2 separate regions of the Mus musculus genome follow, and region 2 is linked to region 1. Evidence: chromatin loops called from intact Hi-C (ENCODE). Cell type or tissue: heart. All regions are shown on one strand. Each heading gives the region's core, and the rest is flanking DNA. Links, peaks and the distances in the headings are about the cores only. Region 1 overlaps Olfml2b (olfactomedin-like 2B). Region 2 has its middle 52 kb from the start of Gm23523.

Evidence for each region. Hi-C counts contacts between places; a loop is a spot of excess contacts. Peaks named below come from ENCODE experiments on the same cell type or tissue, not always from the same donor. Only the 100,000 strongest peaks of a DNase experiment are listed, where the experiment ranks them.
Region 2: a loop joins it to region 1, with 1.9 times the contacts of the local background. A loop is called at or near these places in 3 of 42 quality-filtered maps.

Annotation. Positions count from the first base shown.
Region 1 is chr1:170,652,759-170,658,131 of GRCm38, forward strand. All of the region lies in intron 3 of Olfml2b (olfactomedin-like 2B), which reads left to right. Among named protein-coding and RNA genes, the nearest start is that of Olfml2b, 11 kb to the left of the region's middle. In heart, for the core only: no CTCF peak of the experiment used is centred there; a DNase peak (open chromatin) is centred at 2,943; H3K27ac peaks cover 1,788 bases.
Region 2 is chr1:170,697,614-170,702,986 of GRCm38, forward strand. No RefSeq gene overlaps it. Among named protein-coding and RNA genes, the nearest start is that of Gm23523, 52 kb to the right of the region's middle. In heart, for the core only: no CTCF peak of the experiment used is centred there; a DNase peak (open chromatin) is centred at 2,118; H3K27ac peaks cover 671 bases.

The sequences.
Region 1 (5,373 bases), core at 273-5,272:
ACACACCCACAACCCCCTGCGCCTTCCCAGGCTTGCCCCCAGGGAAGCTTGATATCATCTTCCTTGTGTTCTTTCTCCTTTAAAAAAAATGTTCTTTTAAAGATTTATTTATTCCATTTTTTATGTGTTTGTGTGTTTGCCTTCATGAATGCATATGTACCGCATGCCTGCCTGGTTTTACCGAGAGAAGTCAGAAGAGGGCATCGGGTCCCCTTGAACTAGAGTTACAGATGGTTGGGAGCCACCATGTGGTTGCTGGGAACTGAAACCCTGTCCTCTGCAAGAGCTGCCAGTGCTCTTAGCCAGGGATCCACCTCTCAGCCCCCTCCTTGCTTTTCTGTATAGGTTTCTTCTCTAAGGATGAGTCCTTACTATGATAGTTTCATCTACGTTTGAACTTGGAGTATATAGAATCCTACAGAACACGTGTGTCTTCACGAACGTGTATGTGCTGAGCTGCTATCACTCAGCTTCACATTTTTAACATTTAACGGTTGCTTTTGTGTCTTATGATCCACCCATTTTTATTCCTGTGTACTGTTTTACTATATAGATATAATGCAATTTTTCTATCCATTTGGTGATGGTACACATGCGATTTATTTCCAGATTCATATTCAGAATAGCTCAGGAGCACCGCTGTGTATGAATAGCCTTGTGCATATAACCTGGCACATGCTTGCTTGCAGCTTTTATTACATAGGACAAGTAATGGAGTGAATGGCTCATTAGTTAGCTTAGACCAGTGCTTCTCAACCTTCCTAATACTGTGACCCTTTAATACAGCTCCTTGGGTTGTGGTGATCCCCCAACCATAAGATATTTCATTGCTACTGTTATGAATCATAATGCCAATATCCGAGACTGATATGCAGCCCAAGTGGTTGTGACCCAAAGGTTGAGAACTGCTGTCTCAGACTTTAAGGGAATGTTGTCAAACAGTCTTCTCAAGTGAGTATAAGTTTATACTGCCTCAGACAGATATGAACCTTCACCAGCACTTGAAAATATCAGGCTTTCTATTTGGGGAAGGGGGATATACTGGAGTGAAACCGTTTTGTTAAGTTCCAAAATCTGAGCCCCAAACACCTTTCCTAGTCACTCTGGGGAGGCCTGAAACATGCACCCTGCTTCTGAAACCAGTCCACCAAGAAGAAACAGCCAAACGTCTTCAACATGGAAGGCTCAAGCTGCCCCAGCTTCTGCCAATGGCTGGGGAGGGGAGGGGAATTCAGAGACAGTGATGGGGGAGTTGGATTTGAAAGGTAGCCAGACACAGAACATATATACCAGGAGAGATGTGAATTGGAATTTCCGGAGGGAAACCTATAGCTTCCAAAGACAACAAGAAACCCCGCCCATTCCATACAGACCTGGGTGGCACTGACTCAGTGTAAGAAAAGATTTTTCATCCTGAACTACAGGTGTGCCAAGGACACTTACAGAGACTTACAGGCTGCCTAAGCCTGAAAGTGGGTTTTAAAGGCTCAGGATTTGAAGTATGAGCTGTGGCATCGAGTACAGCATACTGCTCCCAGGATCAGATGTATTCACAGGCAGAGGACATAGTGGAGGGGAGACGGTTGAGAGAACCAGCTCTCTTGTGGAGGCTCTATGGGGTGAGATTTCCATAAAATATGCAAATCTTTGTGGAGTCCCCCCTCCAAATGCAGGACACCTATAAATGCTTTTGTATAAGTATTTAAATATGCCTGTCTATCATTGTGTATATACATTTCTATATGTGTGGTTGCATCGCCCATACCTGTAAGACACATGATGCAAGCAAGCTGTGCTCACTTGTAATCCCAGCCTCTAGGTGCTGGTGGCGAGATGATTCACATATTCAAGTATTGCTATAGGGAGTTCAAGGCCAGCCTAGCTAACCTAAGACACCATCTCAAACAACAGCAAAGAAAGAAAACCAAATACATGCGTGCCTACGTGTTTTCGAAGCACAATTTCTGTTGCTGAGCTCTGCCCCTCCTGGTATGTGGCTTTTCCTTTGACCCTGTGCACAGATGAGCATTTGGTGGGGGGGCACGACATTGGGGAGCATTTTCTCCAGATACCATTGCCTCTGAGGAAGGTTTTCCAGGTGCAGAATTAGCCCTCTCCCTAGGATACCCTTGCTCAGGCATTGATGCCGTTCTCCCCCAAATCTGAAGCTCTGTTGGCTTCTGTGTTTCTGGCTCAGAAGGCAACATCAGAGGAACATTCCTTACTCGGGGGCTATGTATTTGCACTAACGTATAGGAAAATGTAATTTTCACCTGTGCAAAGCTGGCAGTGAGTTAGGGGAAACCGTTGCTTTCCAAGTGACCCTCTCACCTTGGCTCCCATCCATCAAAACATCCCAAGTGCTCACTCTCCCGATCAAAACCGCCTCTTCAGAAGGGCTCTCTGTAGTCTTCTCTCCCTTGTGGCTTCCTTAAGTGTGGCTTTGGAGAGGAAGGTCCGTCGCGTCTCCAGCAGAGTACACTCTGCAGAGGCCGAGGGTCAGTGATGTTTTCAATATACATTTCAGCTTTCCTTAATTCAATTTACATCTTAATATGAGTTCAAGCCAACGAATCACCTCTCCTGGGGTTGTATATGCTTCATATCTAATTTGCCACTGTGGAATGCAAGCCTTACTTCTTGGCTAAAGGTATAGGAGTCAGCCTTCCATCTGTTGGCTTACGAACAGCCCATAGCTGCCAGGACATAAGGGAGCATATGGCTTGGTTTGGGGGTGTCTGAGGCTTCCGACTAACATGGAAACTCATCTCTGGGGATATAGGACTTATCTGGTCTGACTCCCTTTCCAAGTTTGGGATCCCCTGAGGGCAGCTGGGTAGTTGTGTTCTTTGTTCCCCAGTCCTGGCCCAGCAGCACCTGACACACACAGGATGCTCAGCAGCTGTTTAGTTGGGGGAGGATTTGGAGCAGCAGCTGGTGGCTCCCTTACCGTGTCTGCCTGCTCCACCAGCTGTGGTCAGAGGGACTGGGCTACAGCCTCTCTGCCCTGCCATCAGGAGCATCAGCTGCTCCCAGCTGCTCTTCCCACTCACTCCAGCTCCCTCGGTAAGAGCTGGGAGACAGCTGTCAGCTAGGGTGGCTGTCTCTGACCACCTGCTCTGGGTTGTAACCCTGAGGGCTTAGAAGGGGAGGAGACAGTAGACCCCATTCACCCCAACACATGTGTACAATACTGTTGCAAGACCACTTCAAGCTTGCTATTATCAGTATTTGAGCCTGGTGTGCACCTAGCCGTATCTTCCAGGTAGCCTGCTGCATGACTTGGGAGCAACATTTGGCTTACATGTTTGGCCCAGCTGCTTCTGCCAAGCATCTTATGTATCCCAGGATCCTTTCTTTCCAGCCTGCCTCAGCCATACCATCCATAGTTCTTCTTTACTTTCACATCTGAGCATCTGCTTCTATGACTGTAAGGGCTATTCAGCATCACCTCCAGGCCTGATTCACCCTAAGCGCTAAGCCACACACAACCCTTTGTCTGTTCTCTGTAGCAAGCCTGGGTGCGGTGGATGCCTTCATTCTTCCTCCAGATGGCCTGGAGAGGTATCATTGACTGCTTAGTTACATAGCCTGGCTGGGAACTCCAGAGCCGTTCTCCCCGCATTCTCTTCTTGGTTCTGGTTAGAAAGGCAAGGCCATAGAGAGATGCCAGAGCTCTGCCACCTTTCTCTCTGATTCTGACAGTTTTGCCCTAAGCAAGGCATCAATGGTACCTTCTGTCTCTACCTACCATGTCCACCCTCGTCCAATAGCTATGAAAGTCCAAGGTAGAATTTGCACCCCAAGGACACTCTTTCCCCATGCCCTCCCCCCCCAGTGTGCGGACTTGGATGCATTGGCTTCTACACCTCAGCAGAGTGTTTGCTGACCAGCTACTGAGCTGTGTGCTCAGGAACGCCCAGGCTGAGCCCAGTTCCAACTATGTGTTGTTTCTGCATTGCCTAGGGACTCTGCCCAGCTCACACGCTCTCTTCCTCTGCTCTTTGTACCTCTAGCCACAGCTAGCACTGGTACCTTTACCCCTTTGATCGTATGGGCTTAGCTGATAGTCTGCCATGCCTAGCTGCATGTCTCTCTAGCACGTGGCACTTCTTCATTGAACACTCCCCAGTTCCCTAGCTCTGCCTAGTCTAGGGACTCATAGCCAAGCGTCCAGATCTTTAATTGTGATCAGCCTTCTGTTCCAGCCCTCTGGGGTGCCTGCTCTTTCAATTCCCTCCCCACCCTCCACTTAATGGTGCCAGGATCCTTGGCAGGGACCATGTAGTATGCTGGCTTAAGCCAGATAGGCATCCTTCTCTCTGTCTTCAATGCACTCTCCGTGAGGCAAGTTATATACATCGTAAATGTCATGGTCGCAGTTGTCCCAGAGGGGAAGAGCTCAAGGAATGAGGTCATGCAGTTCACTTATTTGCCAGGGTAGGATCCTAAGCACTCGGACTGAGTAAATGCCACACCCCACACCTCCAAGAAATGCCCCACAAAAGGCCCTTGGTGTGAGGAAGGCAGAGCCTTAGGGAGGGCCAGCAGCCATGCCTGGGAGGTGTCTGAGTGGAGGTAGCCACAAAGGGGCTGCTGCTGCTCCTGCCCTGGGGACATCAGCTGGCTCAGCCCAGCAGGCTGATGGGGGTGAGAGGGGTGATGCCACCTCCAGCCTAATGTTTATTCAGGCGGCCACCAGGCTTTGCTGTTCCCACGAGGGAAATTCACTATACAGCACCTCTGGGTTTTTCAGAGCTGGCCTGCCTCAAACCCTCTTCTGTGGAAATCCCAAATAATAGCCTCGCTGAAATCAGAAAGGGGATTGAAGTCTATAAATCAGTGGGCAGCAAACCCCTGAGACCCTGGTGGGCAGGAGGGAGGAGTTGTACCTGTGGGCTGCTGTGACCGCCCAGAGAGTATTGCGCTGAAGCCCACGCTCAGGGGTGTCAGAAACCAGGGGGGCTGCCTTTCACGTAGTGAAGATACTCAAGCCCACATGCCCCACCAGCCTGAGCACTCCAAGAGAGGAGCAGTTTGGGTGGAGTTCTGGGGCTGAGAACACAACTCAGCACCCTGGGAGTGTTGTCCCAGCCCTCGGTGGGGGTCAGTACTAGCCTCTGTTATGTTACATTGTGTCTGCCCAGTCCTGTTCTCTGGTCATGCTTGCTCCTTGTTTGGTCTGTTGCTTACTTTCCTCTCACTGAAGGTGATCTTCCTTCCCCAGGGTGGGTTCAGCACCAGTCTTGCTCACTAAGCCTCACACGGCCCTCCTCAGCATCCACGTACTAACAAAGACATTTCACAGCTGTCTCTGCATTGTCCGGCTTTGTTCTCTGTCTCAGGATAAGAAGCCGTGGCAGGAGCAGCTGC
Region 2 (5,373 bases), core at 142-5,141, 45 kb after region 1:
CACCGTAAGGATCTCAGGGACTGATTTCGGATCTTCGGGCTGGAGGCCACCTCACACTCTCAACAGCCCCTGATACCCCCAGGCTCCAAATGGCCTCTGGGTTACTCTGCCCTTCTAAATCTTCTCACTGGCAGAGGAATTCCTGTTTGCCTCCATAGACCCATGCAAACTCCTTCACCTCACAATGGTCACTTCTGTTATGGAGGGGCCGCTTTCTCCCATGATGCATTTGCAGAACAGAAAGGGCCTTCACAGGGATGCCCTTTTGGTCATCGCATTCCTGCAGGACAAACCATCCCGCCCTCTGTGACTCCAAGGGGCCAGGGCCTTTATTTCTCTCCTGTCTCTTAAAGAGCAAGTGACTGCATATGGCCCCCAGGCCTTGCTGCCTTTTGAACTCTGAGGAAGCCAGTCTACCTTTTGTTTCTCTGTGACACCCAGGCCAGTGGTCATGATAAATTGGAGGCTGCACAGAAAGCTGGGAGGGCTGCCAGCAACTGGACCTCTCTCCCGCAGGAAACTGCTGACTAGAAATACTGGAGCCACCAAGGCAGCTCCTGGCTACTGGGCTCGAAGAGTTATAGTATGAATCCTCAGAGCATTCAAGCATAGCTGGCAGGCCAGGCCAGGCCAGAGGGAGGATGCGGCCAGAGTAATAGCATTAAAGGTCTACCATGTCCAAAGGGAGTGGCACTGGCGAGTAGATCCTTCAGTATCCTGACACATTTGATGATGGGCCCCTCACAAGACAATGTGCTTCCCTGAGCATCTCTTCGGAACCTCCTGAGAACAATGTCAAATGGTAGGGAGCAGAATGGAATGGGGTGCATGCGTGTCATATGCCAGCATCTTCCCGGATAGTCTCCCCAGTGAAGCTGGGACTTCCCAGTCTGTGCTGAGGTGTGCTGGAAGTTAGAGCCTTTTTCCATGTGACATGGTTGACATTTCCATTCTGTAGGGGCTTGTCACAGCAGGTGGGCTACAAGGTCACCATCCCATTATGAGGAGTCTCTTGATGTTATACATAGTCACTATAAAATCTTTCCTCCAAGAATTTAAGAGCTTGTGTGCTTTCCCTTGGTTTTTATCTTTATGGTTCCTTCCTTCCTTCCTTCCTTCCTTCCTTCCTTCCTTCCTTCCTTCCTTCCTTCCTTCCTTCCTTCCTTCCTTCCTTCCTCTCTCTCTCTCTCTCCCTCTCTCTCTCTCTCTCTCTCTCTCTCTCTTTCTCTCTCTTTTTCTTTTTCTTTTTTTCTCTGACTCAGAATTTGGATGGCTCTCCCAAAGTCACTAGAGTGTGATCTAAGAATGAGAGTGGTGCCAGGCTCAAGGGTTGAGCTGCTTTTCTGCACCCCGATAAACAAACATGGGAGCTGAGACTGAAGCTGGCCTGTCTGCCCCTTGGCACCGTTCCTAGGCTACTCCTGAAGCACAGGCCCTCTCTCCCTAGGAGACTTCCAAGAGGGGGGATTTGGCCTTCCCACCTACGGGTATGGGGTCCTCTCTTGGGGGCATGAGGAGGAGGAAAGGGACTGAGGGCACTGCAGGGTCTTATTCTTTCCCTTGAGTACCTATGTGACCAGAAGCTGTGTGCTAAGCTTCTTCCCTGGAAACCCTCCAACTCCAGGCGCCTTAGGCTGGGAGTGTTTGGTCACCGACCACGTTTGAATTCTTCCATCTTCTCAGGAGTGGCTCCTTCTTCTTTTTTGGTCTTTGTGTTGCTTCAGGCTTCTTCTTGGGTCAGCCGCTATCCTTTCTCACCAACTCCTCACACCAACCCAAGCCTTCTCTCTCCCCCTCTGTTTATACCATTTCTAGCAGTTTCTCTGAGGACAGAGGCTTGGGAGCCAAATCTTCTCACCTCTCTCTCTCTCTCTCTCTCTCTCTCTCTCTCTCTCTCTCTCTCTCTCTCTCTCTCTCTCCCCTCCCCTCCCCCAGGCCTCCCTGTTCTCCCCTCTTCTTCCCTCAGTCCTATTCTCTCTCCTTCCAAGAACATGCCATTGCTTCCCAGAACGTTCCATTTGCAGTCATGGCTATTTTCATGTGTTTCCCGTTCTAACATCGCAGAGGAATGTCTGACGTCATCTCCACAAGAGAATCCAATAGCCACCCACCCCAGTTACTCTCTCCTTTCCTTTCTTTGCTAGATCTTTGCTCGGTCTTGACTCTATTTAAATGCAACTTTCTCTGTGTGTCGCTGGAACCCTGTTCTACCCTGAGTGTCTTGAATTGTGTTGCTTCATAACCATCCGATGTAGGTCTCAAGGGACCTGACTCGTTGGCTCCGAACTTGTCTACACAGTAGAATCATCTCAGGAAATGTAACATTCCTATGTTTAGATCACACCCTATGGCAATTAAGTCAGAATGTCTGGGGGTGGGAACCAGCCTGCAGTCAGTTTTAAACACTCCCAATGATTCCAATAGATCTCAGAGATTGGGAGCCACCAGTATAAAGAGGGTTGTGCTGAAGGGAGTGAGAGCCTGCAACCCACTGGATATACTCCAGTGGGGGAACTGTGAAGACAAGAGAGGAGGGTCCAGGATCCCTTCCAGGTACACCCGACCTCTCCCAGCCTGTGTCTTAGGAAGGGCTGATCACCAGCCCAGGAGACTTCCTGCTTCATCAGCAGAGGGTGCGATCTCAAACAGGACATCTCAGAAGCCATGGGTCTGGAGGAGAGCAAGCAGTCAGTGTGTTTCCTTTCTGGAGTCAGACCCCCAAGCCCTGGATGCTTGCTGGTTTGGCTGAGCATATGTACCTGGGAAAGGATCTAATCCTGACTCCTGTCTCTTTGGCTGAGGCTGCAGCCAGCTGGGACAGCAGGAGGCCATGCATCCAACCAAGGATGGGAGACTGAGAATGTTTGTGATGACCCCCGTGGTCTTTCAAAATAGCAGTCAAAAAAAAAGAAAAGAAAAGAAAAGAAAAGAAAAGAAAAGAAAAGAAGAGAAAAGAAAAGAAAAGAAAAAGGAAGCTGCAGAAGACTTACCTGTGGCAGAGTCTCAAGGTCCTTAGCTCCAGCGGCTTGGGCAGGCATCTTCATACAAGGCTGTCAGATACCTGTGTGAATCCTTCTATACCTGTTTAAACAGATTACTGGGCCTAGCCAGCCCCAGGGTCTGCCATGGTTACTTTTCTATTGCTTTGATAAGATACTATGACAAAGGCAAAAGCAGTGTGCACGGTGAATGCTCTGTGGTGACATGTGGTGACATGTGGTGACATGCAAACACAGGTGATGAATGCCAGTTTTTCGCCTATTCTGGAAAGACAATCTATGTTTCTGGCTTTGTAAAGACTCAACAAAGCAACTCAAAATACTGTTCTGGTTTAACATGCCCCAAACCCTATGTCCAGAGCACACTGCCCATAGCATTTCTGGGCCTCACACAATGAATGAGACCCTGAGGGGGTTCCTGACTGTCTAAACATCACTGCCTCGCAGAAATGACAAGTATTTAACAAACATCTACTTCAGAGGTGGTGAAAAGGGAAAAAATATCCGATTTCTGTGAGTTCAAGCCTCTTTCTGGGTGGCTTCTGTCCTGCTAACCTGAACCAGATAATCACTCCAGGGAGAGGAATTAGCCTGCCGGTTGCAATGTGCCTCTAGAGGTGCTCGCCAGGATGGTCACCCACAGAACCATTTACAACAAAGGCCTCAATGCTTCAGCCTCCTTCCTGCCCAGGCTGTTTAAATTAAGATGAATTTCCAGGTCCTCCCAGCTGGTGGCTTGATGGAAAAGGCCTGGCCTGACTCACGGCAACCTCCTCCTGGTTGTACCAGGGCTGTTGGATTTTGTCTTCTAAGAGACTGCCAGACTCAAAAGGGGCAATGTGCTGGTCTGATGTGAAAAATGTTGCTTAGCAGTGGGGAATTCCAGCAATTTGAAACCAGAGGCAATGTGGTAGACACACCATTTGTATCCTGGGACCAGCAGTCAAATGAGGGGGGGACTCTGTGGCTATGGTAAGGCCCTGGCCAGTGAGCTTTCCACACGCCATCTCTCTCCTGGGATCAACTTGTGTCTTGGTTTTATGCTTTTAGGCTGACCAGAAACTTCTAGAGGCTGCCTTTTCTACTGTGGGGACAGAGGGTGACCACATGGAACCAGGAGCAGATACTGTACAAGCATCGCCAGGAGAAAAAGTATTGTCCAGCCTCTGTGCAGTTTCCCACGACCTACCGCTAGATGCTTGAGCCTGTTACATCACTTAGACTGTGGTTAGGAGTTTACATTCCACGGCCAGTTCTTCTAGCCCACTGTCTATGAGGGAAGAGTCCACGAATCCCACTGGTGCCCAGACAATGGCCATGACCCCAGAGACGTGAGAAGTCAGGCGGGACACCTAAGAAATAAAAGAGACTCTGAGTTCTTCCTGGGAACTGAGTCACTGTTTAAAAAATCATGAGCTGTAAACAACTGCAGATGCCACTTTTAAAAATTCATCTCAAAAGGTTCTCCATTTAAAGGCACATAGATTTCAAGAAGTCTTGCAAAGCAATTCATGTCATAAAGTGGTCCATTTATTAATGCAGTGCCTTGCATTTATTGTAAGCTACATCCTGCACTGCTAGACCAATATATTGTGTGGTTGGTAATCTCTTACCAATCTCAGAGTCTAAGACTCTCACCAGGAATTTATTTTGTGAGGAAAATTCTTAAGGCAGGGAAAAGCTGTGTAGAAGCACATACTGAAGAGCGGGCAGTGCATGCATCCTGGGACTAGGGTTGCATGTTATGTCCCACCACGTAACTCAGACAGATAGAGAGCACAAAGGCTGCTGTCCAGGGGAGGGAGTGTAACAGCTGTTCCCCATGCAGTCAGCACTGAGGGGCTTCTGAGGGAATGAGTGACTCATGGCAACCTCCTCAGCACTTGCCTTTGGTGAAGTTCCCCTTTCCTGAACACCCTGGCTGCACATGTTGCATGGTTTGGTTTCTTTCTCTCTGCTTTGTCACCTGTTGTCATCTTTTATGGATGGCCTCAAAGGGTGAAAGCCAATGAAGAAAGAGGGCTGTGGCTTTCCAATCATCAGAGTTAATGTCAACGACAGGCTTCACTGCGTACTAGTCATAAGATCCTAGGATCCTATGACTAAGAAGTTAATCCCTTCTGTTTCTTCACCTGTGATGTGTGTGGATAATGATAACTATGACTAGGCTGATATCTTTTAAAAACCTTTTGTTTTAGTGTGTGTGTGTGTGTATATGTGTGTGTGTGTGTGTGTGTGTGTGTATAAAACCATATCTTCTGGAAGATGAAGCTCTCTTAACCGCTGAACCCTCTCTCCAGCCTTTCTAACACTTCTTTGAAGCTTAAATGATTCGTGCTTGCAAAGCCTTAGAACAATGTCTGGCAGAAAGCTA